3 separate regions of the Mus musculus genome follow, and regions 1 and 2 are each linked to region 3. A link is a loop called in an ENCODE intact Hi-C map of the cell type or tissue named here. Cell type or tissue: gastrocnemius. All regions are shown on one strand. Each heading gives the region's core, and the rest is flanking DNA. Links, peaks and the distances in the headings are about the cores only.

Region 1 (10,928 bases), core at 1,597-9,596, 130 kb before region 3:
TACATAAACCAGATCTACAATGAGCAATCTACTAAATGCTTCCTGTATTATGGGATAGCAGGCATGTACCACCACGCTTGCTCAGAGAACTGACTTCTTCTTCTTCTTCTTTTTTTATTTTAAACAAAATTGTCAAAAGCATAGTAGGAAACTAACTTGCCTCTATTTTAGTGAGCACTCCTGAAACACTCCTGGTTTCTCTGAGAAGAGAGTCATTTGATGTTCATGTGAACATGATTTCAGGGCTGGCCACTTAGTATTGGATAAGCAATTATGTACTCGGGTTATGTTTACATATCTGTGCACCTATCCACTTATGTGGGTAACAATAATAAAGAAAGAAAATGAAACCATCAATTTCAGAGGGAGGGAGAAGGGGGCCTGAGAATGGTTAAAAGGAGACCTGGGGGGGGGGCTGGAGGGAGAAAGGGGAAAGAATAAGTAATAAAATGATGTTTTAATTGAAAATAAGTTTTAAAAAGAAGATAGCCATGGCCACCATGATCAGTTGGAAGTGAGTCCTATCCTGTCTTCAGGATAGGGATGCTCACCTGTGGCTGAGAAAGCCAATAGCTAACTATGACAGTATTTGCTAAGTCAACTCAGTTTTAATCGTGTAAATGTAAACAGTGGTATGGAGGCGAGAATACACGTTCTGATGAAAATAAAACATATTTTCTCCCCCTGAAACTTAAAACTGTGAAGTCTTTGTAATTCCCCAAACTGAAAGCTATTCTGCCAAAAGAAGTGAATATTTTATTTTCTGTGTGCGCAAGATGACTAATGAGAATGAGAGAAAGACAAAACTGAGTGCGTGCCGATCCGATGGACTCTAATAAACATCAAGATTTCACTTCAGCTCTTTCGCAATTGTTTATCTAAGTCTCCACTTTTTCCACAGAGAAGCCAAGCTCAAGAGAGACACCAGGCATTACTGAGGAAGAGGCCATCACTGCCAAGGGGGATTTTATGATGGCCGAAAGGGAAATACTCCATTTGCAAGTCAGAAAACTGGAGACATTTGTTACCTTATTATAAAACAAATTAAAAACACCATAGACCAAATTTAACCAGATCTAAAATCCATACAACTCAATGCTTCTATGCAGTTAAATCAGATGTATGGGACAGACCCTGTGGCTTTTAGGATGCAATGACTTTGTTAAACATGCAAACCCAGATAGTTTTATCTAATGTCCATAAGATGTGCTCACAGACCACAGACAGAATGTTTTTATGAGATTCTCTCAGTGCATATGAACAGTCAATATCCTTTCTGTTCTGGATGGAAAATGTCATAATGATATATCCAACTGGAACTGATTTCCCTTCCTGTATTTGTCTCAAACCTCACATTTGAATTTCCATGCCCTATGTGGTCCTGGGAATAAAAGTTCTGAGAAAACATTACATGGGGAGTCCCCTTTCTTCCATCCTGCCACAGACACAAGTCAGTCTTTTCCTTTGTAGGCTTTTGTTTTATGAATTTTCTTTTAAAAGGATGAGATACAGTTTACTTTAGATGACAAGCTTCCAAAGAGTGTTTCAGGAGAAAGCTCACTGGAATCGACAGACACTTGTTTTTAATAAGCTTATAGTTGTCATAACGAGGAAGATGCCTTTGCAATGATGACAGTAACCTTGCTCTGAGGTTTCAAGAAAAAGACACCAGTACCTTCCTACTCCTCCCTCTACTGCTTCTTTACATCATGACAAGCCACCCAGATCACAGGACAAAGCCACAGAGCGGCTTATCTCATCTGACTGCTGAAGTCCTCTTCGGTGGAGGTCACTTTTTAAGGAGCATTTGCAAGAGGCATGAGTGTCTACACAACTTTTGCTAGTTTGGAGAAATCTTCCCATGTTTGTTCTCTGGGTGTCTTTCTCTCCAGTTTTCTAATCTTGCTGCTTCCGAGTCTCCAACTACTCAGCTAAATGAATTATAGCCTAAGGATCAATAGATAATGACACATAGTGGCCAATTGTCTTTGAAGAAAAATTCATAACTACACACACTGCCTAAAGTTCTGCCCAGTGAGAGGGTTTCCCTTCACCAACCTACTTCAGAGTTGTCTCCAAAAAGGAGCCATAATGTCACAGATGCTCTCTCCCTCTGGGTTGTGCTTGAGTAGTGTGTGGAGCCAGATGCTGTCTTCCCACTCACCTGCTCACAGGGCACACTTGATCTTTCAATTACTTTTCAGATGTCAACGCCACACAGCCTGGAGTTGTAAGAGAGAACCACACTTGAAGAATTTCCTTGATCAGATTTTGATTGCTAATTGAGAGAAGGGAAAACCTCACTGTGGGTGGAAGTACCCTTGGACAGGGGGTTCTGAATTGTGTAAAAAAGCTGTCTGAACATGGGCAGGAGAGGTAAGCTAGTAAGCAGTGATGCCCATGGTTTCTGCTTCCTTGGGTTTCTGACCTGACCTCTCTCAGTGACACCCTTTAGTTGGAAGTGTAAAATGAAAGAAACCCTTTCCTTTCCAACTCGCTTCTTGGTCATGGTGCTTAGTCACAGCAACAAAAAGAAAACAAGAACACTCCATGGGACCACAGGTGCGTGCTTGGATAGAGAAAGCATTATAGGGGGAGACCAGAGACATTTGGATCACTTCTTCATGTAACTTACTTGTGCCTATAGGATCTGCTCATGCCTGATCATGTATGTACCACTTTCATTTGATGAGAGATTTATTTCTAGACATGTCCAGATTTAAACCACAGCAGGTCAGATAACACCCAGCTCATGATGGGCAGTTCAGGTTGCATAGTATCGTTATGAAGAATTGCTAACTGAAAACAAAAACTCCCCGCCACTTTAACATCCCTGCCTCCTTCAGAAATGTTTAAACTGGTTGGGAGTGAACACGTTTTGTAGGCACAGCTGTTAACAAAACTCTTAGACTAAACCCAAGGTAGCCATCATAATAGGCTGCTGTAGTCTACATCAACAGCCCTGATCCCACCAACCAGATTCTTGATACCCTCCCCCAGCAGATCTGGGAGCAAGCCGGCAAGGTCTATCAGAATGTAGACCCTGAGCCACTTACCCTTTTTATTGATTTAGTGGTGTTCATACTTTGTTCTTGGATATGCTGCAGAAAGCGAATCTGATTACATTGGATACTTGCACTGGAATAACCCTGAGAAGAAAAGATATTTTAGAACAGGAGGCTACTTGAGGAATACACAGTCTTCTTGTCATACAATTATAAATGTAAGAACCACTGCTCTAGAACATTCACAGTCATAAGGATTCCCACAACTCTACCTTAGCCACTGAGGCATGAGGCGAGGACTTTGAGAACCTTCGAGGAGCCCATCATTCCTAAGTACACTCACTATCTTCTCAGTCTTGAGTGGCTGTGACACCTGGCAGATCTGCTGTCTAGAAGATACTAGAATCCCAAGAGTCAAGCATGAGACCATGACTCTGTATATAGTGTTTGGTCCTTGCAAAACCTCTGGGACTGTGAGAAGTCATAATTATACTTCATTACTCACACCAGTTTGACAGTTAGCTGTGAGTCATTTGTAATGAAAAACTTTTTGAGAAATTCCTAGAGGAAGAACATAGAAGCCAAGTTCCTAGATCAGGCATACACTTTCCCTTAAACAGACAAATTCACCTATCCTCCGCTTGCAAAGCAGGACAACAACAGCTTCACCACGGTTCATGTACTAGACGTTTCTAAAGCCCTCCTGCTGGTGAGACTGGGTGCTGAGAAGAGCGGCACTGTCCTCTCCGTGAAACTGGCCAGTTGACCCCCTGTGGTACAACCTGACTGTATCTCAGGTTCTGCGTTAGACTCTTCAGGTAACCTGCGCCCATAAGTCTTCACAACAACGCTAAGGAAGATGGCATTTTTCATTCCACGCTCAGAAGAGGAAGGAGAGGTTCAGAGAGGATGTATTTGAGCTGAAGCAAGAGTTGGTGTAATTTTAAGTACAGCACAACTGGGCATCAGCTGGATGCGGACAAGGTGCCCAGCAAGTGTGAACACCCTAGAAGTGCACATGAAGCCATGTGATGCACAGAGGGGAAAGGCACTTCCAGAAAATCTTCCCCACGTTTATTGGTGGGGAATTGGTGCTTGGTAAAGTACAAGAGTCTTTCTCTCTCTACAGGGCAAAAAAATACTGCCCCAATGTGGGCACGTCTCAACCTACGAGGCAAGGAAAGCGGATAACGATGATGTCGACCCCAGACGGAAGCCACTGGGGTCTGATTCTCAGGAGTCTGAGCAGATAAAGGTTTTGGTTCCTTCCTCACTTGGCTGCTCTGCTCAGAAGGGACACCTTGGCCAGCCTGACTCCAGATTGCTTCCTAAATGGCGCAGGCTGTTTGGATGCACCCTCTCATGGTTCTGCAAGGCCTGCCATGTGAGAAGCACCGTTGGCTGATGGCTTTGTTATCGGTGACTCAGGCTGTCACAAATTGTTGAATCTGTGAAGTGTCAGCATCTCACCAGCGGAGCTATTTCCAGAAATCACTCAGATCCTTCATCGCCGAACGTCTTGCATGTGAACATCTTGACAGCCTTTGCGAAAATAGGCTCAGGGAAGGAGGGCTGAGTCATACTGGAAGCCTGATTCAGACCTTACTGTCCGGGTCAGCAGACCACTGCCTTCCTCATGCACCCAGAAGGTGGCAGAGTGGCCACTGTTACTCAGGACTTGCTACCGACTGCATTCCCACCCCATATCTCAGAGGCTGAAAACAAATTGGTTCTCTGAAAAGTGTCACACGGAAACCCCCTGGCACTGATTCTTAGCTCTGCTGACCACCTGGTGGAATCTGATAAGGCACTGAATGGCGCTGATTGAGCGGCACTGATTTCTGGGTTTTGAAAGTGTAGCATCCCGAATATCAAATACACACGTGGGTAATAAGAATATTGAACTCCCTCACTGTGAAACTCCTTGGAGTATGTGGTGTTCCTCACAACTCTTTGCTAACATATTTTTTCAACTATGTGCTAGATTATTTAAAATATCATGTGAATGCTTGTTTTGTGCCGAGTACTGTATCATGTTCATAGTCACTCTTAATGCCAACTTAAATATCAATGCCATTGGGCAGTATTACCATCTCTACTGTAGAGATTAGGAGGTAAAGAGGAGGTAGAAACAGGAAGACACAGACCAAAGCTGAGTACACTTTAATCCAGGAATCTCTGAAATAATATATTTTAGTCTTTAGTCAACTATACATGATAATGGTGTTTATTATGGAATTTTCATATGTGTTTATTCTTATCTTACTCATTCTGGTACTTTACCTGCAGTTTTACTTTTAAAAAGTTTCGGCTGTTGTGGCCTATGAACACTAAGTAGAAAATTCTAGAAGTAAGCAATTGACTTAAATAAGTTTTGCTAGAGTATGTTATTATTTTCCTGTTTCTCTGTTCTTATTATCACTCCCTTGTGTCTAATGGGTAAGTTAAGATTTTGTAACTATATATATAGGGTCCCGTGCCATCTGTAACTTCAGGCATCCACTAGGGATCTTAAGATGTACTTCCACAAATAAGGGAGGACCCTGTATACCCTAGCAGGCCCACTTGATCTTGGCTTCTTCCTTCCATGGCTGCATCACCTCTCCCCCCCCCTCCACCGCTCCCACTTAGGCAAAACCCAAAAAATAAAAAACCCAAAACATCAAACCTAGTCCCCACATCTCTGCTTCAGGTGCTGGCCATGAACGTCTGCACATGTTACTTTAACTCTGAGGACAGCTCCTGTTCTCTCAGGCCAGAGCAACAGCACCTAGTCTGGAGAGGGCACCCATTCTACCCTTCTGGGATCCAGAGCACATGCTGATGGAAAGGACCCAGACATTTGCATGTTTCCTGGTTCTTTTCTCGTCCTCTAAGACCTACTGTCATGATGCTGAGTGCCCTGGCCATGCAGTGCCCACCCAAGGAAACACAGCTTCCATAGGAAAGTAGTAACTTGGGGAAAACTCAGGAGGCAGAGAAAGCAAAGTGGCGAGGGAAAAGCTTACCAGGTATTCAGCGTCTGTGGTTCATTACAAAGCCCCATAGCTGGGACATAACTTCCTCTGTGGGCATTTCAGGATGAGACAACTCAGTTTTGTGGTACTCAGAGCCTGGTACTGCTGACATGCAGAGCTAGAGTCTCAGAAAAGCTCTGGAAGGGATGGATGCCTGACTTACTGTGGCATGACTCTCAGAGAGGAAAGCGTCTCCAAGAAAATCATCATCAAGAGACCCCCCCTCCCCAACACACATACACACATGAGGGTTTTTTGGCGCTTTTTTGTTCTTATTGTTCATTAGGTAATAGTTGCTATTTACTCTAAAACCATAGATTTGCACCATGGGAGGAATGTTTGCTCCTGGGCTGTGATAGTGTGCATTGTGATGAGGCTTCTTGGGGTAACAGGGAGCTACCTCCAAGGGCGACACACAGGATGGTATTGATGTTGCAATCCTTTTCCTCAGATTTCTTCACTTTGATCCTTTATGTCCCTTGTAACCAAATATTGAGTGTTTTGTCTGTCTGTCTGTCTGTCTGTCTGTCTGTCTGTCTGTTGGTCTGTTTGAAGCAGCAGTCATTCTACAGACTTGTGCTGCAGGAATGCCCATCTCAGTCAAGGGGTTTGAGATTCTACAACCCAAGACCCTTGAAGTTTTTCCTCTAGCCCTGAAGCATTCTATGTGCTCAAGATGTGTGTGTCAACCGCCACTACACCATCTGTCTATCTTTCTATGTATTGTCTATCTATCCCTCCCTCCCTCCCTTCCTTCCTTCCTTCCTTCCCTCCCTCCCTCCCTCCCTCCCTCCCTCCCTTCCTTCCTTCCTTCCTTCCTTCCTTCCTTCTTCCTTTCTGGCTAGAAGTAACATTTAAAAACATGGCTCAAAATACAGGGGCATTCTATTTACTTAATAGGTCTCAAGAAAGCCAGACATCATATTTCACAGTGACAGTGAGAACTGACTCTTTCTGTCGTGGTTTAATGTGGAAGTCAGTGGCTCTGATCTGGCCTTTCTCCTTTGGTATCCATCTCCCTTTTTAGGGAGGAGAGTATTTCTGAGTCACTTCAAGATAACTTCCTTTTGTATCATCGGTCAGCACAAGATGACACATTCTCTTCTAGACCAGCCCCTGGGAGAAGAATGGCTTTTATGTTTTGTTTCAGCCAACGATACCCGAACATAATCAGGTTCCTCGGGGAATAAAGATGGTGGGTGGGAAATGCAGCCAAGAGTCTGAGCAGTGAAGAAGGGATGGGAAAGGAAAGGAGGCAATTGGAATGGCAGGAAGAAGTAAGGAAAGCAAGAAAGACACAAACCAAACAGCAACAGCAGACTACAGCGTGTAAATATTTTAAAATGCAATATGCTTTACAACAAACCTCGTGTAAGGTCATGCTCATTTATTACCTATTCTAGCTTAATAGTTGTCAAACTTTTTGAGGTAAAATTTTATTTAAAAAAAAAGCTTTTTTTTTTCATTCTTTTGATTAGATTTTTTTTTTTTTGCTTTTTTTGTTTTTGTTTTTTGTTTGTTTGTTTGGCTTGTCTACTAATCCTTTTTGGTCTCTGTTGGAAAATGGTCTTCACCCTTCTGGACTGAGGAGACATACTTTCTTTAGCTATTTGTATAAGCCAGAATAGAATTAAAATAAACTGCCCCTGGAAACTTTGATTTTTTTTCAAAGGAGTGGTTTCTCTTTCCCTCAATGTGTGAAGACCTTGGTGAACCCCAGAGTTGGGCCATTTTAGCATCCTTACTCTGGAAAACCCTCTTTTGGAAGGAGAAAAAAATGGAAGGTACACAATTCTGCCAGAGACACAAGTGGTCCAAGTTTCAGGACCATACCCCTCCCATAATATCTAAATGTGGACAGAGGCTCTGGCAGGGGTGTAGGAGGGCTCTGTGGCTCCAAACCGGTTTCAATGGTTTTAACAATGAAACTCACCTGTGTGTGTGTGGCTGGTGTTGTCCCTCAGGTTTAAAAGCTCTCAAAAGTCAAATTGAAACCCCTCAGCATGTGTGGTACGTGGGGCTGACCCTTCAGCACTTTGTGCTTCAGGCCATGTGAAGTGAAACCTGGGAACTTCTCACAGCCTGGTAGGACCCACCTTTGAGGGTGACAGCTCTGGGAGGCAGCAGCTGAGAAGCTAGTCCTGGTGCTTTGTGTTGAATCCAGATGAAAGACACCCTGAACCCCAAATTAAACTCCATTCCCATTGGATACCATCTCCTTAACCTATGTCTAATACTGAGAAGTAATGTAAGCCCTTCAAATGTACACACATTCACACACACACACACACACACACACACGCACACTCACACAGGTAAAGCCTTACATTTTTACTTACTGATCGGACTTACAGAACTTTCGTGTACCTTCACATTCTATTTAATAGCTTCAAAAAGTTTGTCTAGTTTCTCTCCTATTTATGGATGTTGGGTCCTCCGATTCTCTTATTTGGCAGTGGAAATAACACTGCAGTTGGCTAGAAAGTTATTTCAGTCAGTAAAGTGCTTCCCTTGCAAGCGTGTGAATTCGAGCTTGGTCTCCAGAACCCACGCAAATTCTGGGACTAGCAGCACACACTCATAATCCAGTGCTGGGGAGGTAGAGGCAAATGGAGCCTTCTGGGTTCACTGATGGGACATTCATACTTGCTGAGTTCCAATGAGGGATAATCTCATAAACATAAAGAAGATTGATGGCAGCTGAGGAACCACAGCTAAGCTTATCTCCTGACCTCTGCAAGCACTCACACACACAGGAAAAAAGAAAAGAAAAGAAGAAAATAGGAAAGCATCCATCATAGGATGAATTTTTTTTCTTTCTGCCCTCAGCACTAAGCAGGTTTGTCTCTCTGCCAGTTGCACAGTGGCTATGGGCAAATCTGAGTTTACCCAGGTGTTGGTCGACAGTGCTGTCACTAGTCATAATGCTTTGGTATTTGACTGGCACTTCTTTGAATTATCTAACTGACCTTCAACTCCAGCACACCTAGTTTTGAGGTTCCCTGTCCTTTCTCAGAACCTGCGATCTACTTTACTAGTGGGCAAAACCTTTCAGAGGTGACACTCTCTGAAGCCAAGGACTCCCGAGGATCACAGCCCCGTGAAGCATCTGGCAGCTGCAGACAGACATTGGTTTGCAGTGCCCTTTCCGAAGGTGACAAAGCCCAAAGCCGTCAGCACCCATCTTCCCTATGGTTATACCAGAATTCAGGGACAAGATGACTTAAGGACGTTGAAAGGCCAATAAGTACATAAACGTTCATTGTTATCGACTGTCAGTTTTCATAGTTTGGACTCTGAGGCACCTAGACTTTAGTTTGCAGTTTACCTGTTTCAATGGCAGTGATGCTGCTGTTTTGGTTTAGTTGAGGTAAAACTTCCTTTCATTATAATATTTGGAGGGATTCTTGTGAAGACTTGAGAAATTTTCTTCAAAAAAAAAAAATTGGTGGTACACGCCTTTAGTCCCAGCATTCGGGAGGCAGATTTCTGAGTTCGAGGCCAGCCTGGTCTACAGAGTGAGTTCCAGGACAGCCAGGGCTACACAGAGAAACCCTGTCTCGAAAACCAAAAAAAAAATTGTGTTGGCACTGAGGGGGGAAAATCTAGCTACTGCATAGCCAAAACCAAAAATCTATATTTCTTTAGTTGTGATATGAGGGACTATAAAATCTTATGTGGATCTTAAATCTCACTACACACACACACATTTCTAAAGAAATGGAAATTATTCAGAATTCTTTCAGTTGAAAGTAACAACTTAAGTAATCAGGCATTTGTATTCATTGTCCAGGGATGCCTCAAACATATGTGTGTGTGTGTGTGTGTGTGTGTGTGTGTGTGTGTGTGTGTGTGTGTGTATGACAGACACCAAATAGACATGTGAGGTCCTTTTTCTTGGCTTGTAGTGGCTATCTTCATACTGTGTCCTGACACTGTTCTTCACTTTCTAATTTCTTCTTAGAACACTAGCCAGACTGGATTATGGTTCACCCTAATATGCCCAGTTTAACTCACATACCTTTTAAAGACTCCATCTCTAAATATAATTCCATATGAGGTCCTGGCATCCAAGCTTCAACATATGAATTTTACCTGGACACAATTCAGCCACAAGTCTTTTTAATATGCACCATAGAGGCAAGCTGTTGTTATCTCAGGTATTGTAGTCAAGGGAAGAAATAAGAAAAGGTGATACTATTTCTTTTAGTAAAATATCAAGCATTATCATGGGAGATACTTGATAGATTTCATTTGCTACGTCAATGACCAATGACCAGATATGTAGCCACACAGCCACCCAGGAGGCAGAGAGGCTATGAAAAGGCTCAATGCTCATGTCTAGAACAGAGACAGGAGCAGGAGACTGATAGGTGGGTAAGCCAATAGTGTCTGCCACACAGATTCTCCATGATGCCCTGCCTCGCTTCCCTATTTGGTTTTGGTTTGCAATTTGTGGCTTCTTGGTGCCCTTTGAGTGTGACTGACGTCATGCTAAAGGTTACCATGGTGAGAACACTTACTAGATGCCAAATGCCAATCACTCCTTAATCCTATCAGACTTTTTGTGATTTTGAACTTATTTTTCCATAATTTTCCAGTCCTTACATAATCAGCATGTACCAACTCTACATTTCAAAACAGCAGTGAGTGTGGGGGAGAAATCAAATTGTGATGTAGAAAAGCAATTCTTTTTTTTCCTTTTTTTAATTAGGTATTTTCTTCATTTACATTTCCAATACTATCCCAAAAGTCCCCCATGCCCTCCCTCCCACTCTCCTCACCCCCTACTCCCACTTCTTGGCCCTGGTGTTCCCCTGTACTTAGGCATATAAAGTTTGCAAGACCAATGGGCCTCTCTTTCCACTGATGACCAACTAGGCCATCTTCTGATACATATGCAGCA
Region 2 (10,928 bases), core at 1,271-9,270, 160 kb before region 3:
GTCCAGCCCTAAATATGGGTGTAGGTAACTTGTGCTCTTTAACCAAACATTCAGACGAGGGTGCAGGGGAAGCCAGCTTTAGACCAGACTTTCCTGTAACAGAAAGTTGCAAGGGAAAGGTGGTGTTTGACAAGTACAGGGCCTCCCATCTCTGGGGAAGAGGTTCCAGTGAGACACCTGTCCCTTTCAAGAGCCAGAGGTGGAGAGATGTGCCACAAGAAGCTGTCTCCCAGACATGCTATAGCCTTTGTACTAATGAGATCACTGCCGCTATAGCTGTCTGCATAAGACTTGTACAAACCTGGACAGTTTAACATTTCATCATCGATGGGGGAGGAACCACAAGGCCCTGCCCCTCCCTGAGAGACTATTGGCAACTAATGGTTATTGGAGGAGAGATGTCGTTTTCTTCAGTAGTGTAACCTGTGACAAGTTTCCCTCACTCGAGTAAATCACCTCCCACCCCTTTTTGGGAAAGAAACTCTAATTGACCTCAGTGGGCCACGAGACACGAAAGGAGACACGAATAAGGCAAAGTGGAGATTTGTGGAGAAGAAAGATTCCAGTAGGGGGTGAGACGAGCATGGGGGAAACTGTCTGAAATTCATTGTACAAATGTATGAAACTATCAAACAAATTATAAAGCGAGTGACCCTGTCACAAGGGCACCAAGGCAGAAAGTAAACTCTCCTTCCTTTCAGGATTCCATATATCTTTTCCACACTGAGGTTCCCAACCCAATGGTCATGTTGGGGGAGTCATCTGTTATGTGTGTGGACTCTGAAACACATACTGATCTTCCATGCATCAGATAGCTACTGAGATAGCTGTACAGTAATGTATACCACTGTGGATACGAACTTCCATTTCAGACCTGGAGAACCAGATGAACTAGTTCAAAGTGAGACATCCCAACCAATCCCAGTGGCCCCTTTGGTGAGCAAGCAAGGACTTGTGGCTCACCACGAGGTCAGATCCCTTCTCTCAAACCTCCTAAGAAGGGCTATGCACATAATAACCAAGACCCTTTGGCTTTGCCTTTCTTCACATTCATGTTTTCTTTTAAAGGAAACCTTATACATATAGAAGAAACAGCAATGGCATTAGAGGTCATCTCCACAGAATGCAGGGGGCCAGGTGTCTTCAGTTCTAGGCAAGAAGAAACCTTGAGGTTCCAGGAAGTCTTGTCTGTCTAAAACAGAACACTGCCAGTAGAGGTCATATCTAAAAGCAAAGATGGCAAATGTGGTCTGTCCTGCCCACCACCAATATCTATGTGTAGGGATGGCTTGGTTCTTCTTAAAAAAAATGTAAATATTAACAACAAAAAGTCTTTGGTGTAACAAAAGTGTCTGCTGGGACATTATTATGTTAGTCCATTTCTGAGGGATAATTGTGTTTGTAACCCTGAGGGGTTTGCCTGAGGCCCCCAGTCAAAGAACACTTGACTGGTTGGTGAATCCCCCTGTGTTCTACATTCTTTTGCATGCCCAGCATCAATCCGAGCATACTGCTTACCTGTGGGAAGTGGGACAAGGGGAACAAACCTGCTGCTGAGTGATTGTTTCTGTGCTACACCTAACAATGCTCTTTGTTTCTATCCACAAAGCAGTAGCAAGCTGGCTTGGTAGCTTGTACACAGAGTAAAGTCAAATATCGACCAGTCTTTAATCTTACTGTAGAAACCAATTTGAATTTATTTTGTATTTCGTTCCCCAGACTACAGAGAGAGGCAATATGGATGATGTTTGTGTAGTATATCTCTATTTCCAGTTCTACAGAGAGCCTGTGCTGGACAAACTGGTGGATGTCCCTCAGTAAAAAGACGGGGAAACCAGCGGTATCTAAGCCTAAAGCTCTTCAAACATGCAGTTTGAAGGATGAACTGGCCTTTTGCAATGAAATATCCTTTTGGTTAAAATAGCAGCCATCAAATCCATAACAATGTATTGAGTACCTGCAGAACAGGCCTCTTTATGATTGGTTTCTAAAGTTATCGCATTTAAATGGTTGGCCCTCCATGTTCCAAGTCTCAAAGTACTTGCACATATATCCGTTGCTCAACAAAACTCGGTCATCTAAGACCATGTTGTCACCCCTATGTCTGGCCATCAGTGAACACAAGTAACAGCTGTGCTTTATTGAAGATTGTTCCAGACCCTCTTGCAGGCTCCTTATGCAAGCAAACTTGTTCACTACCATAGCAGCTTTGTACATAGGTAATACAATTGTCCTCATTTTATGGCTGATTAAAGTGAAGCACAAAGAGGTAAATATGCTCCCAATCTCCCTGCTCCTGTTTGGCAATGTTGGAGTAAGAAAGAGCAGTCAAACTCCAGATCACAGCACATACTACTAGAATGTACCATCTCAAAGAGGAAAATGAATCGAAGGAGAGAAAGCCATTGTGTAGAAACTGTCGGGGTAGCCAGGGGCAGAGCTGAGATCCATGCCTAGCTAGCTTATGAACGTTACTGGGACTCCAGGACAAAACCTACATCCAATAATCACAGTGTGCCCAAAGATGCACCGTGAGATGTTCCTGTGGTCTGAAGAGCTATGTAACTCTTCCATCTTGGGTTTCTGGTAACTCTCGACAATGTCCCCTGCCCAGTAGCCAATACTAATGTCACTTTCCAGTAGCCCACAATTTCCAATGAACTAGTTGTAGAGAGCTGGTTCTTACAGCCTAAGAGGTCTCCACTAGTGCCCTCAGCCTTAAGACGTGATTCAGAGACAGAGGTTCTGAAGCAAAGGGCAGACTGCTGGGTTCTAGTCCTAGCACTGTGTGACTCAGAGTCAGTCACTTCCTTTCTAGGAACATTTTCATCAGAGGGACGATGGGAACCAGAAGCCTCTGAAATCCCCATCTCCTCACTGTGTCCCCCTAGCACACATCTGTGACTGTTTTGGAGACCCCTTCTATATCCCTGAGTGCCTACCCTGAGCCTCTCCTGGGCTTCCCAATAAGTCATACACCAGGACCTTTTTGCCCTGTGTTTTATCCTCTCAAGACCCTGTGCTGATCTGTGACTAAGAATGCTTATCTCTTTATCACAGAAGCTAAATGGTTGTCGTTTCTTAATAATTCCCTTCTCCCAGGGGAACTCATGCCTCAGCCCTTTTCTTTTCTCTTCTTTTCTCTTCTCTTCTTTTCTTTTCTTTTTCTTTCTTGTCTTGTCTTGTCTTTTTTTTTCAAAGTAGAATTTTTATTAATTCTCTGGAAGTTTCACACCATGCTCCCCAATCATATTCACTCCCCAGCCCTGTGTTTGCCTTCCCAGTTGTGACCTCTCCCCTAAAAATATTTTAAAGATAAAAAAAGAGTAAAACATCTAATGTGTGCTATCTGCATGTACTCACTGGAGCTTGGCCAAACTCTCCCTAACCTGCCCTTAAACAGAACTGAGTCCTTCCCCTGCCGCACTTCCACCAGAAGCCATCAATCGTGGAGAGCTACATCAGCATCCTTATCATACTCTTGAGGTGTTCTCTTCAGTGGCTTCTAGTCTAGGCTGTTACTTTTGGGGAGAGAGGGGGTTGTGAGGGATAAGGGGTGTCACTGAAGTTTTCCACACTCCTCCCCCTCAACTATGTGTCTGCAGTTATTGATACGACAACCAAAGTAATCTCCTTGATCTTTGCCGTCAGTGCAAGCACAGACCATGTGCCTTCACACTGTTTCTGGAGACCATACTGACTACGAGCATGGTCCCCTCCTGCAGTAGGGGCCCAGACAAGTAGAACAAGGCCCTTGAAGGCAGCCCAGACCATCGACATCAACACAGCCTCTGGTGGCAGTGCAGGCCACAGATGGGCACATGGCAGAAGAGTGTGCCTGCCAGTGGATGTGTTGATGTCTGTGGCACGTGCTACCACCAAGGGTCATGCAGATGCCCATGGTCTGTGCTGTAGTCTAAGGCCATGCTGACATCCGTGGGTTGTGCTGTCCCTGGAGCCATACAGATATGAGTGGCCTGGACTGTCACCCAAGGCCATGCTGATGTTTGGGTCCATGCTGCCACCAAGGGCCATGCCTAGGTCCAAGGCCCTGCTGCAGTCAGGGTTGGTGTTGATGTTCGAGGCCCAAGTTACCATCAAAGGCCTTGTGGATTCATGGGCTGTGCTGCTACCTAAAGCCCTGTTGCTGCCCATGGGCTGTGCTGCTGCTGGGGCCCATGTCTCAACTCTCTTAAGTCACATCTATCAGAAGCTAATGCTCACCCCTGTCCTTTTAGAAACAAAAGCCGAGCTGGAGAAAAACAACCTTGCAAGTGTTGGTCTTTTGTTCCATGGTTATACAGAAGCCTGAATTTGCTAGCATTGTATTTATTGTTAAGTCATCAAACATGTATTTGTTAAACATTTACTACATGTACCCAAACCCTCCAATCCATCTCCACACACAGAAGGGTGACAAACCACACCGGGACATCCAAGAAGCCTCTCCAGTGGTCGGACCTGAGACTTTCATCCCAAGAGACTTGGTGGCTCTTCCTCGAAGCTCTGGGCCGGTGACAAAGATAGGCCAGTCAGACCACTTGTGTGCAACTGTAGCGTTGTCTTCTTCACTAATCCAGGAGCGACATATCCTCTGGAGGGAGCCAGAGGACTGTGGAAGAGGCCCCGACCATGCACAGCGACTTCTGCATGTGTCCTGCCATGGTCTCATGTTCTCTTCTGGATCAGAGTTGTGGCCAACTTCCTAAATCATTGATGTAAATTGTAAATAATCCTAAAAATAAGATTTTCTTTCTTTCCAAGTAGCTTATTTCCCCATGTTTAATGTAGAAATGGAATATGTATCCACTGGTAGCTCTTAATTTTAGGCAATACTTTCCGCCCTTTCAAAACCGATCAGTAGGCCCCTTTAGGCAAAGTGCTATTCACATTTGAATTCTGGTTGAGGCCTGCCTTGGAGTTCTTGGTACTTCCAAACCCAGTTCTTTTTGTCTTTCCCTTGATGTGGTTCAGAGAAAGGTAGTTTGAAATGGAGAAACTCTGTGACAATGACACTGGAAAATGAAGCCACCAGAACAGCCCTCACCTTCCATTTCAGGCTAGTTACCAGGCCAATGGAAGTGTGACTCTTCAGATGACTAAAAATATGAACGTATCACAGAAAGTCCTTCATGAGCCATACCTCTGATGACCCGAATGTGAGATGTGGTTGATTGTCTCAGAGCTTGAGAGAGTAAAAGAGAAAAGATGAGGAAGACCTCTCGCTCTTCAAGTTCAGGGGCTGGGTCTAAAATCAACTATCATGGAGCTGAGCTGTCTAGCCTGCCCCTGTGGCAAGGGCTGTCGTTACAAACAGCTCCACTAACTCCTTTTGGCAGTCATTTGTGTTTTCCCTTTGTTTATTTACTGGGGTAGCGCACCATAGCGCATGCACAAAGGGCATAGGACAGCTTGCAGGGATCAGTTCTCTCCTTCCCTCAATCCAGAGATCAAGTTTAGGTCACTGGACTTGAAAGCAAGAGCCTGTTACTCTCTTGTTGGGAGCCGCCCTCACATTTGCCATTACAAGATGGCGCTGACAGCTGTGTTCTAAGTAGTAAACATAATCTGCACACGTGCAGGGGCAGTTTTCCCGCCATGTGTTCTGCCTTTCCTGTGATGACAACTGGGCCGATGGGCTGCAGCCAATCAGGGAATGACACGTCCTAGGCGGAGGATAATTCTCCTTAAAAGGGACGGGGTTTTGCCATTCTTTCTCTCTCTCTTGTTCTCTCTCTTGCTCTTGCTTTTTCTCTCTCTTGCTTTCTTGTTCTTGCTTTCTTTTTCTTTCTCTTGCTTTCTCTCCCTTGCTTTCTTGTTCTTGTTCTTTTTCTTGCTTTCTTGCTCTTGCTCTCTTGCTCTCTTGCTCTCTGGCTCCTGAAGATGTAAGCAATAAATTTGCTGTGTTCTTCCTGGCCGGTCGCGAGAACGCGTGTAAGACTCTCTGAGCCATCTTGGGCTTTCAGTAAGTCCAGAGAAGGTGACAGGCAGTCCCTGTCTCTCAGGTGGTGGCTTCTGGCTACTTCAGAGGAGCAGGGTGACATTCTGTTTGGCTAGAACCCTCTCAGATGGTCCACAGACACCAGGACAGTGTCCACTTCTCATGGGCTTGCTGCTGTGGCCATATGTTCCTCCTGACTTTGACTCCTGTGACTGGTTTCCTTGCTCTTTTTAAAGAAATTCTCCTTTCTCCCTCTTTCTCCCTTTTTCTCCCTCTTTCTCCCTCTTTCTCCCTCTTTCTCCCTCTCCCCCTCCCCCCCTCTCCCCCTCCCCCTCCCCCCTCTCTCTGCATCTGTGGTGATCTGAAGAAGCCATCAGATGCCCTGAACTTCTTCAGACCCACCTTGTGTCCTTGAGACAGGGTCTCTCACTGAACAGGGAAAATACCAGCAGACTTACTAATCCTCCTGTCTCCCCTACATCAACCCAGGGATGACACAGTGCCTACAGCCATGTCTAGCTTTTCACATGGGTCTTGAGGATCCACACCCAGGCCCTCATGCATGTTGTAGCAAGCTCTCCACCCACTAAGCTTTATTTCCAGATTTTGATGCCTTCCTATAGAATTTTCCCCTTGCTAAGCCACTGCTCAATACCTAGAAATGGGGGTCCCAGTGATGCTTCTTGACCACACCCCCACTCCTGTTTAACAGTTCCCACTCTGCACAGCCCTTGCTCTCTCCAGCCTGGCAACTTGCTGGTGCCAGAAACTGTCTCTGAATTTTCTTGTGCTATAAGATCATCTATCTTATTGCATTGTGGTCCCCTTTAATCAACTAATTTTTATTTAAATAAAATGAAATAAATAAACATGTGAGAAGTCCCTTTTTTTTAACAAATAAGACCACATTTTAACTTATTGTAGCGTACCTTGGACTTGAATGTAAATATTTCATTTTTTCTGGAAATAGATTCAAGTAATACTGTCTCCCATGCTAGAAACCTAAGACCTATGTCTTACTACTCCCTGCCCCATCTTCAAATATGTTTCTTTCCATATCCACACCACCTACACCCTCAACAGCACCTCCCTTTGCAGGTGACACCTAGATTATCTGTTTGGAGCTAGTCTTCTGCCCCTCTGATACAGTCTGAAACCATAATCCATTCGCTTCGTTACCTTGCTGTGGCTGCCTCAGCAGAGAAATGGCCTCATGATACTTCTAATACTAATCAAAAGCTTCTACCCGGCCCTGAAGGACTCCCTGTCTTTCTGGTAACATTCTTGGGGACCATACATAAGTCAGTCCCTTCCAGGATCAGCTGCTACTATCTCTATTCCAAGAGTGCCCTCCTCTGCCAGACCCAAACAGGCACATGTGCTGGAGGCCAATCCATCTCACATCTTCAGTGAGACTTTCCCTGACATTTATCTTCCAAGGGAGCTGCCTAATTTTGTAGTCCCATCAATGGGGTTTCTTCCTTTCCTCGGTCACTCCCGCCAAGCTGGCTGTGCCTATCACTTGCCTTGTCTGCCTTCTCAACTTAAATATCACTGAGACACATAAAAAGTTTGCAGTTTGTGCACGGGCGTTGCATGAACTTATGATCTGGTGACTGCGCAAATGACAGGCAGTATTTCTAAGAGATAATATCAGGGCAGGGGTCCGAGCCCACTGGGAGCTTTACACACTGTTGGCTTATGCTTAGCCTTCCTTCCACTGAGAGAGCTCGTGTGGAGGTGAGAGTGTTCTCGGCCTCAGTAGGGAATGAAGAAAGGCCTGGAGGCTTTACATGAGTGCATACCCAACTTTGTGCCTTGGGGCCCAAGTGCTTTGGGGAGTACTGCATTTCTAAGTTCTACCTGCCCGGGAGTGACCTTCACAGTACTGTCATCATCAAACCTGGAAAGCAATTCTCCCTCCTATTCCCTGTCAAAGGAACAATTCAGGGTGTTTCAATGTGTTTCCCAGAGGGCAAGCATCTGACTGTGGTTGTATTGAAGCTCCTGTGCAAACATAGTTCAAGAAAACACTAGCCAATGGGCTTCTTGGTTTCTGTTAGCAACAGGGAAGGCCATTGGCTAAGGATGACTTTGAGGTCAGTGACAGATATGTGGCTAGATACTCTTCAAAGCATCTCCCAGAAGCCATTTCTATGTAAACAGATCTGAAGCAGACACTAACCTGCAATAAGAAATAATAATAATAAGCCAAATGAGAAGGCATTTTCAAATTCCCCAAAGAAGGCAGTGCTCTGACCTCTTTCAGGTCATGCTGGAAGTCCTGGACTCAGTGAAGATATAGAAAAACTATCTGGAGCCTGTGGGTTCTAAGCTTTAGACGGCAAGAAGGAAAAATAAGGCTGTTTGTTTGCACTTGTTTCTCTGCCACTGTGATAAAACACCAACTCAAAGCAACTCAGGGGAGGAAAGGGCTTATTTTAGCTTATAGTTTATAGTCCGTCCGGGGGAAACCAGAGCAAGAATCCAAGGCAGGACTTTGAAGCAGAAACCAGAGAAATGCCTTGCCCCTCTGGCTCTTGCTCAGCCAGCATTTTATGGAACTCAGGACCACACCTCAGGGCCAGGATTGCCCATATTTGAATGGGCAATCTTGCATCTGTTATCAAGAAAATGCCCCATAGACACAGCCCCAGGCCAATCTGATTGAGACAATCCAACTGAGAATCCCTCAGATAACTGGGCTGCTATGTCAACCAACTAAGGCCAACTAAGGGAACTTTTTTTTTTTTTTCATTTTTAGAAATCTGTGTTAGGAATGGAGCTGGCAAAGGCCATAGTTTCACATCAGCAGAACAGGCCACTTAATGACCAGGATAGGCTAGTCTTCAAATGGTACTCTCCCCCCAAAGGCTAGACTGACCAGCAAGCCAGTTGATGGGGGGAGGTGTCTAGCACAAAATGGAGATGAGGAAGTCTTGTCTAAAAATGATTAAGATTGCCAAGATGATGTCAGCAATGCAGTAATGGACTAAACCAAGCATGGTCCTTTGTAGGCATGTCCCAAACCCAGCTAGTGAAGAAGGGCACAGTTCATCTAAGCTGCTCCGTGTGTACTGGTCACATGCAGGCCTTCCTGCCAAGGTCCCTGTGCACTGCAGATCCCAGCAAAAAACTGCAACCTCTCTCGTGCGGTGTCCGTCTGCCCTCCTGCAGTGGTAGCTTGGCTCTCTACTCTCAGTATGGATTCAGTGAACTGTTTTTTGATCTGGGTTCGGAATCTTATTACATGTTAAGATTAAAAAAAAAAAAAAGTTCTTCATGATGATCTTTGGCTTCAGAGCTCAGTTTCTGTTCCCAACAAGTGACTTGTAATTCAATGTGAGTCTCATGTGGGGAAGGAAGGGACCATGTCAAACCTCAATATTGGGAGCTGAAAAGGAAAGATTCTGCCCTGAGAAACACAGGGCTTGGACAGGAGGGAGAAGGAAAGACAAAGCCCAAGGCCTCAAGATGAAAACAAATGTGTGCTTGAATCTCATCAGTGGGACTTGTCTGGTGGGGTGATGCTGTCATCCCTGGACCTGTGAATGTGTACATACCGGACCTGTGTGTGGCTGGGCTTGAAAAAACAAAGTGTTAGGTGTCACAATGGCATTTGTTTTAGTTGATTCCTGTCCCCAGCTCATACCCCCTCCTTCCTCTGTGTCCTCCCCTCCCCAGTCTCCTTCCCACCTTCATATCACACAGGTCCCTCCACCATTCTTTCCTTTCTTTGGCATCTCTTTTTATGACCTCTCCATCTCCTTTCTAGTTTTTAGGTTATACTTCATGTGTAGCTCATGCATTTATACACATACAATATAGTATAAGCTGTGATCTGCATGTGAGAGAGGGCCTGTTTTTGTTTTTGCTGGGTTTGGCCACATTGCTAATATAATTCTCTCTCTGTCGATCCATCTCTTTTTTTTCTTACAGATTTCTTCATTTCATTTTTCTTTAACCTGAGTTTAAATCCCATGGCGTTTATGTTTCACATTTGTGTTATCCATGAAATTATTGATTCGTGTTGAGGTTTCTTTTTAAAAATTCAGTTCAAGAAGGAGCTGAAGGGGTTTGCAACCCCGTAGGAAGAGCAGCAATATCAACCAACCAGACCCTCCAGAGCTCCCAGGGACTAAACCACCAACCAAAGAGTACACATGGAGGGACCCATGGCTCCAGCCACATATGTAGCACAGGGTGGCCTTGTCGGGCATCAAAGGGAGGGGAGGCCCTTGTTCCTGTGAAGGCTTGATGCCCCAGTGTAGGGGAATGCTAGGGTGGTGAGGTGGGAGTGAGGGGGTGAGTATAACCAATACTTTTTTTTTTTAATTTCAATTTAAAGTATGAGTGTTAAATTAAGAATAATCCCACTACTCAAGAGCCTGAAGTGGGAGGACTGAGGTCTAAAACCACCACCACCAGCAGCAAAAACAATAACAAAATTCTGGGCCTTAGTTTTCCAGCCATAAAACGGGAATAGTAGTCTTGTACCCACCTTTGAAAGATGTCTATGGGAAAAAAAAATAAGTACATACATATATTATGCTTAGCTGTCTGAGACATACTAAATCATCTACAAATAAATACATACCTATATTATGCTTAGCTGTCTGAAACATAATATAAATCATCTATAAATGTTGTTTCCTCCTATTTGGGTTAAATCATAATCACTCCTGAGCATAAAGCCTAAATCAATTTGCTGTCTGAGATCTCGGTTAGAAGAATAGCAATCTACCTAGTGAATTTTAAATGCAGATCTTGGGGCAGCCCCCCTGAGGAAGGACTCCTACACATAGATAGAGTCAATTCCCTAAAACAGGGAAGCAGTCTTCCAGATGCCTGAGCAGTAAGAGCTGCACCCTGCAGGTTTCACAGGGTAACTTCCCTGTTGCACATCTGCTGGGGTTTCCGTCCCCCTTTCTGCTCTGATATTTCCTTTCTCATCTGACTCTCAAGCCCCTCAGCATATTAATGAGGC
Region 3 (10,928 bases), core at 1,543-9,542:
AAATGTGTACACACCATGCAGTTAAAGAGATTGATCACACAGCATGTGACTATAGTTACATACTACAGTACTGCAGAGCTGAAAACAGTAAGTAGGTGAGACGTCGTGTATGCTAATTAGCTGGAGTTCCCACCGCACAGAGCATTCAGAGGGGTTTTGAACTCTTGTTCCTATCCTGGGAGGTGCTTTCCATGCCTTCGGAAAGAGAAAGAGATTGGTCATATTTTCACTGAATCAGAAAGAGGGCATGACCGTGAAGGAAGGCGGGGCCTCATCTCACTCCCTGCAGCTCCCTGCAGCTCCCTGCAGCTCCCCACAGCTCCCTGCCAACTGCAGACTGAGGATTTTAGACCTTGAATCATCCGGTCTGGTTCTCCATCTCTTTCTATTCTCTAGCCAATGGGAAACCTACTCAGTTTAAAATGATGGAACAGGGACTCCACGCGAGCTTTTACAAAGTAGCTGCCAGTGAGGTCCTGCATCAGAGCCCACGGTTCCCCTACCCATGGAAGGGGCCCCAGGAAGTCCCAGAAGAGTAACTGAGGAGTTCTGCATATTGCTGTCTCCAGAAGGTCAATGGAGCGGCTGGAGGGCCTGAGTGGTCTGCCATCTGGCTCCTCCAGTTTTGTTGGATTTTTAAAAATATGTATACCTGTATATGTGTGTATATACCACATGTATTCCTGATGACCTGGAGAGGGAGTCAAATGCCCTGAGACTGGAGCTATGGACAGTTTTGTTTTATGGGGTTTTTTGGGGGGTGGTGGTTTTGTTTTTGTTTTTGTTTGTTTGTTTGTTTGGGTTTTTGTTGTTGGTTTTTTGTTTTTGTTTTTTTTTTTTTTTTTTTTTGGTTTTTGGTTTTTGGTTTTTCGAGACAGGGTTTCTCTGTGTAGCCCTGGCTGTCCTGGAACTCACTTTGTAGACCAGGCTGGCCTCAAACTCAGAATTCCGCCTGCCTCTGCCTCCTGAGTGCTGGAATTAAAGGCGTGTGCCACCATGCCTGGTGAAGTTATGGACAGTTTTGAGCCACCATGAGTGTGTTAAGAACCAAACCCATGTCCTCAACAAGAGCAGCGACTGCCCTGAAACCACTGAGATACCCAGCCCCCTTTCTGCTTTTTGTGAAGAAAAGAAATATAAAGTCTGCAAAGTAGACTATTACAGCCACTTTGATTGATCCTACTGTAACCACCGATAACATTTTGTTATGTTTGCTCTTTTTGTAAAACTAAATGTATATAATACATAATAAAATATATATATAATAAAAGTACAGTTACTGTCCATTTCAAATATATTCTCTACAACCTTGTCTGTTTTTGTTTGTTTCTTGTTTTGTGCGGTGTTTTTTTTAGGCAAGTCTTGCTATGTAGCTATGGCTGGCTTCAGGAACAGCATCCCCCTACCATGGCCCCCTAAGTGCTGCTGGGATTACAGGGATGTACCACCAAGTCCAGGAAATGCCCATAGCCTTTTTAAAACAAGAAAAAGAAAGTCAGATCTAGTTTATAAGTGCATGTATAAAGATTGAAAACAGTGGGCCAAAATCACTGTGGTTGCCTCTTGGGAAGCAAGAGCATAGCCCAGGCTAGGCTAGAAGCAAGAAGAGGGCTGCTTGTAGTGCACCTTCATGAGACCTGGCTTGACAGTGCACATAGACTGTGAGACACAGCATGTCCTCAAGTCTGTGTAAGGTTCAATTATAAACCACAAAGTCTGCAGGTAACTATTTAAATGAGTTGTCTGGTGCTGGCTATAGTCTTTCAGTTCCTTGACACTGGCTACATAGGCCAGGACAACAAGCTGTATTGTGGCATGATGTAGCAAAGCCTGGAGCCCAGCGTGCTAGGCCCCAGGCTGCTAGTCTCTGTGCTGAAATTCCTGCCATCCCTTTAGAGTGATTTACCCACTTGGATTCGGCTTGGGCAGGCCCTTGGTTTGGTGAGCCGTCTCATAGGAAGCTTACCACCTCCCTCTTCTCCGAAACTGAGCTTTTCAGAACCTTTCCTCATCCCCCAGACACATTCTTTGTTGCCCCACAGACCTTCATCTGTGCACATGTGATGATACATTGCCACACTGAGGGGGGCGGGGAGGATTCGGTATTTAGAGTAAGGGATGGAGTCTTACTCATCAATGCCAACCTCCCCAGAGATGTCTGTTGTAAATTCTATTGAATAAATCATTCATTCAGTGAGTGTGGGGTTTTCCTAAGTCCACGTGCTCTAAACTTCTACAGAGAGCAGACAGTAAGTGTGTGTTTGTGTGTGTGTGTTTGTGTGTATTTGTGTGTGTGTCTGTCTGTCTCTCTGGGAGGATGGGGGTGGGACCAAGGTATGCCCCCACCTCCTTCCTGTGAGACAGAGTCAGTATTAAACAGCCTAGTGTTTAATCTCAAGCATAGTGATTGAGTTCTCTTGGTTTGCTTGAGGGTTCTCTGCTTAAAACTGGAACCCACAACTCCACTGAAGGAGGATACTTATGGTGAGTCACAGTTGTCCCCAAGGAAGGATCTACAATCACCTGCAGGCTTTTAGAGACCACCTCTCTGTAGAACCATCTCTTAGGTCATGCAGTACCTTACAGGTGCCCACGTGAGGCCTCTGTCTCTGTCTAGGCTAAGGATTTCTTCAGTTTACCTCTTAGCACTTAATGTTGCAATAGGACTAAGCAGCTCTGTGTAGGCATGAGATGCCACTCCTCTCTCAGATGCAAGTTCTGAGGGGCTGGTCCTAGAATAATACCTGGCATGGCACAGATACTTGGCACCTGCCTGTCTAAGAAGTGAAAGCTTGGGGCACAAACCGCCTTTCCATGAAGCCCAGGCTGATGTACTTAGTGGTGGCTGACAAAGGTTTATGTGGAATCGCTGCCTCCTAGTCACTCTTGGTCTCCAAAGGGAAGCTTCCTAAGGCCAGGAGACAAGCTCCCTGAACCTGGGTCCAAGCACTTTCTCTTTAAATTATCAGCAGTGTTGAAGAGTGTCTGGGGTCTAGTCTTGAGACATGGAGAAGAAGGATCAAGGTAAAAGACAGGACTTTGCTTACAGTCTCTTGGGTGGAGATTAATGCAGAAGACAGAAGAGATGGTGGCCAGTAGCCATTGTGTCAGAGGACAGCAGCCATAGCAGCAGGAGTACTAACAGTAGCCACAGCAGAGCAGGAAGATATATAGTACCAGAGGGCAGCACCAGCAATGCCTGTGGCAGCAGAAGCAATGACAACAGTAGCAGTGGCAGTGACAAACAGCAACATCCCTGTATCAATACCATCTATGTGGCGATTGATGCTCCAACAGTAGATGTTATCACTGTTACATCCTAAATCAGCCCGTCCCGAAGCCCATCCAGGCTTCAATTCCCTTGAAAGCCACCTGAGCGCCTTCCCTTGCACCAGCCTGCTGCAGCAGTAACCACTGAGCCCCACCTCCTCAGTGCTTGCCCACCAGCTCAGCCTGCAGCTCTTTCGGTTCCTCAAAGGCGGCACCCTCTCCCCTTTGCAACCCTCTTCCACCCTACAAGCCTCTCTCCCCTCCCCTGCGGGCCTTTCCCATATCAGTCCCCTTAGGTCAAGCTTGAAGATTCCCTGCCTCTCTGTAGAACCATCAGGGAAGGTGTGGTCACTGGAGGTTGAGAGGAGGCCTGTAGGAGCTCCCACTGGCAAGAACCAAGCCAAATCAAAATGGTGCCGTCACACTTGGATCTGGACTTGGTGGCCTAGAAGTTCCAAAAGAGCATGTTGCTAGGGAGCAACAAATAGGCTGGGGTGTGGCTCAGTGGTAGAGCACTTGTCTAGCACCTTCCACAAGAAAAAGTGCAAAGCCTGTTGGGTAGGGTGGGGGTGAGGATGGGGGGTACTCATCTGTCTCAAGGGCTGCTCTCTACGGTATCTCCACTTACTAGAGAAGTGAGTTGCACAGTTGGATTAGCATCATGTGTGACAGATGAAGAATGAAGGCGGAGGCAGTGCAGCAGAGGCTAGAGCAGGCTGCACCTTCAAAGTCTGGGTTCCCACAAGCTTCCAAAGGCAACCCCAAGTCTCCACAGGCTCCCCAGTTCTTGCACTCTGGAATGACTCAGAGTATTTGACGATCTTGTATGACCCTGGAAACCTATGACTTTTCTTGTAAGACATAAATTATTAACACTTTACTCTGCCACTCTGGAATTTCTGTGACTGCAGCCCTGTGTCTCCTAGTGCCAGCCATGAAGTAGCAGTGAATGGAGAAAAGTATTCAAACCAAGAAAAGCCCCGAATGCTGATTTCAAGTACTTAGCTCTAGACTGAGCAGTACTCTAACACGCAGTCAGCGGGCTACAGTGTTTACCGTCCTCAGCCTGCTGAGTGGTTCTTGATATGGCTCTCAGTTACCTGTGCATATCCACTGATAAATTCTTACACATGTATGTCCACTAATGTCCCTGCCCAGAGTTCCCATCTTCAGGCTGCCTGTGCTATGTTGGGTGGCTCTGTGCCGTCCGGGGATCCTGTCTCCTTAAGAACTATTTTTAGAAAAATGAGGACAGAGGTTTGATTCCGAGTTTCAGGCTCCACAGGCTGGCAGGAGCTGGAATTGCTTCAGGGTCCGGTCTCTCTGGCTGCTCAACAGGACGGTTTGCTGAGTGACCAAGGGCCACTAAAGGAGATGGGAGTGGCTGATCTTGGCTTGTTCTTCCTGAGTGCGTCCACCCATGAGCTGCTTAGGATGTGTGGGAGCTACTCTAGGTGGTAAGGATTGTGGTGGTCAGCAGCTCCAAAAGAAGGTATTGATTGAAATCAGGGATGATTTGGAAAAAGCTCCAACACACGGTGGGACTCAGGGAGAAGTGGTTGGTGCCCAGACTCGAAAGGGAGAGCTTATGTGAGGAGCCTGAGACATTTGTGCAGCCAGAAAACAAGGAAGTACTTGAAAAAGAAAGGAACACATCAAGAGGCTACTGAGCCAATCAAAAAGAAAAACAAAAACAAAAAGAAAAAAAAACTCCTGATGGACCAAACTGGTGTAATTTGAATTTGAACAGCAAATTATGAGAACATTAGCATCTAACCCATGGAATAAAACAAATACACACATTTGAAGTATAAATAAAGAAAATAGCCAATAAAAAAGGAAAAATGTTTATATGATATAAAATAAAATAAAATAAAATAAGTACAGGAGTCCAAACTGACATAGAATTGAATGAATCAACAAACAGAAGGCTGGGGCATTCTTGCTTGTAGAAGAATTCAGGCAAGTAAATGGGGACCGGACAAGAAAAGTACAAAATCGCCATTACCTAGGACAGTGCTAACTCTGGGCTGACTACCCAGTCACTGAGTCACCAGGCACAGCACGTGGGAGAGGCTGTATTTGCATAGTCTGGACTTATCTCTCCCAAGAGAGACACCAACCAGAAAGAAAACCTGATCGGTGATCAGAGGGGAAACCCTTTACTTAGAGCCCTACTTGGACTATCAAGGGCAACGGGGACATTAATAAGCCCATTACTGTCACATGACCGTTAATGTCATGCACTGAAGACACAGTGTCACCTCTGTGGGACTTTTACCAAAACTGCACTGACCTCAACGTAACCAGAACAAGCATCGGGCAATGGAGAGACATTCCGCAAAATCGCTGACTAGCGGTACCAAAAAAACATTACAGCACAGATGACAGAGAGGTCCCCAAACTACCAGAGGGACTAGCCGTTAAAAAAAATTATTCTGCTCCCCTCAAAACCAAAACGAGAGCCATGCAAAGTGGTACTCAGGGGACTGGGGCAGAATGCTCGCCACGAGTTCAGTGAGGCTAGCCTGGGCTACATATCAAGACTCTCTCTCTCTCTCTCTCTCTCTCTCTCACACACACACACACACACAATAAATAAATAGATGATAGATAGATAGATAGATAGATAGATAGATAGATAGATAGATAGATAGATAAAAATAGAATCACCAAAATGTCCAATGCCCTGGCAGAAGCTAAGCACCATGTACCTCTGGGTTGATGTAGGGGAAAAAATACAAAAAGAGATGGAACTCAGTGTAAGCCACTGTATAATAATGAAACCATTCAACTTTATTTATTCATCCACACAGCTACAGACACTTGATCTTCAAAAAATGCCATATATGTATATATATATATATGAAAAGACAGCTATTGGGTTCTAATTGGAAGCCAAGAAAAACTCACTTCAGAGACAGAAGTTTAAAAATTAAAGCTTTATTTTCTAGTCTTTCAAAGAGGCAGCCAGTTCTGCCTCTGAAACTGCACCCTCCAAAGGGAAACTGTACAATATTTTTATAGGATGGGAACACAAAGCAGGAGGTGGGGGTGGGGTGGAGGACCGAGTGGACTGTTGCATTGACCAATCATATTTTGACACAAGGAGTTAGTCAAGAACTTAATGTTGGTGGCTGGGTCTTATCCAGGTCACGTGGTTTCAGGGTCCCAATTCAGCTTTTATAGTCAGGTCCTCTCCTGGACTCTGGTCTGGAATTTAGAATAATGATGGAACAAAGGAGTCGACAAACTGCACATAGTCAATTAAATTAAGACAGGCAGTTGCCTATCTGTGTGCCTTAGTTCAGATAACGGGATAGACAGCTTTCTTCTTTGCACCCTTTACATATTAACAGAAATGCCCGAGGAAGCAGATATAATAAGAGTTAGTTCTGGAACCTGGGAACGTGAACTCAGTTTGGTCCCACCAGCAAGATGGAACTTGTCCCTGAGATAGGAGGACTCGGGGAAACTGTCTCCTAACAACAGCCTCTTCAACAAAGTTTGCTAAAGAAAATGAACGGTCTACATGTATAAGAATGAAACTGGAGCCCTCACGCTCGGCTGGATGTTTGCGGACACCAGGACTGCAAGATGGCGGTGCTTGTGCCACTGAAGAAGAAGAAGCTCGTGGAGGTTAAAGTTGGAGAGTGGCCGAGTTGGATATTGATGCGGGATTTCATCCCCAGTGGTACTGCAGGAGCCTTTCCAGAGAGGGCATGATCAATACTTACAAGTACACCAGCATTCGGAAAGGCAGCATCTCGGGGATTAATATGGTACTGGCAGCCTACGTGGCTTTCAACTACTGCATTTCTTACAAGGAACCGGAACAGCGAGGCAAGAACCCATGAAGAGGAGTCACTATGGAGGGCACTGGCTGCATGGCTGAGCATAACCGTCTGCCCCACTCCAATCTAGGAAGAATTAAACTGGCTGAACCTTCATACCCTGACTGAGAACTAGTGTCCAATCAAAGGTAACTGACTGGTAAAAAAGAAAAAATTAGGAAACTGGATCTGTTCTCCCTCTGTACCATATATTACAATAATAACAATATTTATTATTATATTTATATTATGTGTTTATATATTATATAGTGCATATAATCATATAATAATAATTGTTATTGTTAATAATTAAAAACGGATCAAAGATCTTAATGTAGACCTCAAAAACTTTTAGAGGGAAACACTGAAGAAAGAGTCACAGGCAAGGAGTTTTCCAAAAAGGACTCTGGTTGCATAGGAAGCAAGCCCAAGAATTGACAAATGGGCTTGAATTAAGAGCTCCCCAACAGCAAAGGAAACAATGAACAGAATGAATAGGCAGCCAAAGGGCAGCAGAACGTCTTTGTCGGCTAAGCATCTGACACAGATTACTATCTGTAATCAGTAAAGAAGTCAAACACCTAAGGAGAAAAAAAAAATCAAAAAAGCAATTATCTAGTTGATGACTGAGCAAATGAATTGAATTGTTCTCAAAGAAGTGTGAAAGACCATAAAGTGCAACTTCACTTGACCATTTTTTCAGCCATCATGTAAATGCAGATCAAAACTTCACTGGGGATCTATCTTATGTCCCATCGGATAGCTTTCCCAAGAAACCAATAGCACCGGATGTCGCTGAGGCTAGGAGGAACGGGAAACCTCTGTGCATTACTGGTAGACATGTAAACTGGAACAGCCACTCTAGAAATGAGTATGCAGTTCTGAAAAAGAAAATGTAACCGTCATATAATCTAGCTATACTACTCCAGGCTATGCATCTGAAGGAGTCTAAGTCAATACACCACAAAAGTCCTTCACAGCCATGTTTATTGCTGCATTAGTCACAACAGCCACGATAAGGAACCAGCCTTGATGCCTGTCAGCAACACACAGTGGGGTTTTGTTCAGCCATAAACAAAAACTAAATACATTATTTGCAGGAAAATGAATGAAACCGGAGATCATCCTCTTAAGGAAATGAAACAGACAAGTATTACATATGTAGAATCTAGATTTCACACACACACACACACACACACACACACACACACACACACACACACACACACACACGAGTGAGCGCACATGCAGGCATGGGAAACAGATCAGAGGGTGCCCGCGAGTGGTGATAGTGAGTGACTGTTTTGATCTATGTGGTTTACATGCATCAAGATGTTATAATGAAACCCATCACTGTGAATGCTATTTAAAAAACAAAATAAAGCAGAATTTTAAAAATTAGTCTTATTTTTAAAACATTCTACAACATTGTAATTTTTTTGACAAGTAGTTTACTCTGTGCATGACACTATTTCCAGTGTGCTGAAAAATAAGAAATAAAAAGTATGGTCCTTGCCCTTGGAAGTTCCTAGGGGAGATGAAAGATAAAATATAGCAAGGAAAAATAAAAAGGAGGACAAGAAGAAGAAGAAGAAGAAGAAGAAGAAGAAGAAGAAGAAGGAGGAGGAGGAGGAGGAGGAGGAGGAGGAGGAGGAGGAGGAGGAGGAGGAGGAGAAAGAGGAGGAGGAGGAGGGGGAGGGGGAGGGGAAGGGGGAGGGGAAGGGGGGAGGGGGAGGGGGGAGGAGGAAGGAAGGAAGAAAGAATAAGAGGAAGAGGAAGGAGAGAGAGGAAGAAGAGGAGGAGGAAGAAGAAGAGGAAGGAGAGAGAGGAGAGAGGAGAGAGAGAGAGAGAGAAGGTGCCTGGGGCTGGAGAGAGAGCTCAGTGGTCAAGAGCACCTGCTGCTTCTAAAGCAAACCTGGGTTTAGGTCCCAGCACCCACATAACAGCTTACAACCACCTGTAACTGCAGTTTCGTAAGATCTAACCCCCTCTTCTGGTTTCTGTAGGTACCTGGCATGGCACATGGTTCACTTACATCTGTGTAAGCAAACACTCACACGAATAAAATATAAATAAAGAAATCGTTAAGAAAATAAAAAGAATGCCCATAGGGGAAAAAGAAACCCTAGTCCACTGATGAAGAAATTAAAATACATAAAGCATCAACAATCCTACTACTCAATATATGCCCAAAATTTAAATGAACACGTCAAAGACATTTTTTAGAACCACTCACTCTTGATAGCCAAGATATCAAGTCAAATTCTATGTCCACCAATAGAAAGGACTAGATGGAGAAAGCAGTGATCCTGCACAATAGAATAATATATAACCTTCAAAGGGAAAGAAATCTGGCCATTTGTGATGACGTGGATAAATCTGGGGGACATCATGTTAAATGCCCAGGGATAGAAAGATAAATTTTATACTCTTAGAAACAAGCAGCAGATGGTGGATATAAAGGTTCATGGGGGAAGGAAAGGTAGGCCAATGGATACAGAATTCCATCCAGACCAAAAAAATATGGATTTCTGGGGTCCTATGCACAGTATGATAAATATGGTTAATGGTATGCAAATCAAGAAGAGGAAAGTCATGCTTTTGTAACAACAGGGAATGTGGAAGCCACAATTGAAATAGACCAGGCCCAGCAAGATACCACTGTGGAACCTCGTTGTATGTGGAATCTAAAGACATCCAACTTAGAAGCAAAGACTAGAATGGTTAACAGAGACAGGGCAGGAGAGGAATGGGAGAGATGTTAGTTAAAGGACCCGGAATGTCAGTCAGAAAAGAAGAGCAATTCTGTGGGATCTCATGGCGACTATGGTTAAAGACAATGAATTATGCACTTGAAAATTACTGGCTAAGTAGATACACGAATGAGGAAATGCAGATCAGTCTGTTTAATCCAGTCCCTCCACAATCTATCCAGACACCAGATTATACTACTGTGCACGGTACATCGGTGGTTTGGAACGTCCCCCCAAGGGCTCTGCCACCATCTATTGAACTACTGTAGGACCTTAAAAGGTGGAGTCTAGTGGAGAGAAGCTGGGCCAGTTGTAGTTACCACAGGAAGGGGCTATGGGCACAGAACGCATTGTCTCTCTTGCTTCCCAGCTGCCGTGATGGGACAGCCTTCTCTCTGCGTACCTTTGACATGCTTTGCTGTCACAGAATCAAAGTGGGACCAGGAGCTATGGGATAACTCATAATCCAACACAAGATTGTCTTCCGTTCAATTAATTGGATCACATGTTTTGTCACAGAAATGGAAAGTGAACTAAACAATACATTTGTATGTTTTTTTATTTGTTGGTTCAAATTGAGGGAAAGAAGGAAGGGATGGACAGGGAGGGGAAAGCAAAGAAGGAAGTGAGGGAGAGAGGGAGGAAAGGAGAAAGGGAAAGAGAGAGAAAGTCAGAACACAATAAATGGCATGTTTTGCTCATTTTCAATTCCATACTACAAAAAAAAATATACAAATTAAAACCACATCTAGAGTCTTGTCCTAGCCAGAATGTCTAATATTATCAAGAAAATAATAACAAGTGCTGTTGAGGGTGTAAGGGAAGAGAGATCTTTTACGTGGCCAGAGGAGACACAAATCTTTATGCCACTATGAAAAAATCAGTACAGAAGTTTATTAAAAGAAAAAAATCTTCAAGTTCTTAAAATAGAACTACCACATATGTGACTTTGCTATAACACAGCCCTAGAAACATAACTGAAGAACACCAGGGCAGCACTTCCATATTGATTACAGCACTGTTCACAATAGCCCCCATATGGACTAGCCTCAACACCCACAAAGAGATGAGT

What was found. Peaks named below come from ENCODE experiments on the same cell type or tissue, not always from the same donor. Only the 100,000 strongest peaks of a DNase experiment are listed, where the experiment ranks them.
Region 1: it touches region 3 in a loop (2.8-fold over the local background); 11 of 42 quality-filtered maps call a loop at or near these places.
Region 2: it touches region 3 in a loop (3-fold over the local background); 8 of 42 quality-filtered maps call a loop at or near these places.

The regions. Positions count from the first base shown.
Region 1 is chr13:30,599,528-30,610,455 of GRCm38, forward strand. No RefSeq gene overlaps it. Among named protein-coding and RNA genes, the nearest start is that of Gm35109, 9.9 kb to the right of the region's middle. In gastrocnemius, for the core only: a CTCF peak has its summit at 4,640 (motif pointing right); a DNase peak (open chromatin) is centred at 4,609.
Region 2 is chr13:30,562,384-30,573,311 of GRCm38, forward strand. No RefSeq gene overlaps it. Among named protein-coding and RNA genes, the nearest start is that of Uqcrfs1, 23 kb to the left of the region's middle. In gastrocnemius, for the core only: a CTCF peak has its summit at 4,600; a DNase peak (open chromatin) is centred at 4,591.
Region 3 is chr13:30,724,910-30,735,837 of GRCm38, forward strand. No RefSeq gene overlaps it. Among named protein-coding and RNA genes, the nearest start is that of Irf4, 19 kb to the right of the region's middle. In gastrocnemius, for the core only: a CTCF peak has its summit at 4,565; no DNase peak of the experiment used is centred there; H3K4me3 peaks cover 248 bases; H3K27ac peaks cover 574 bases.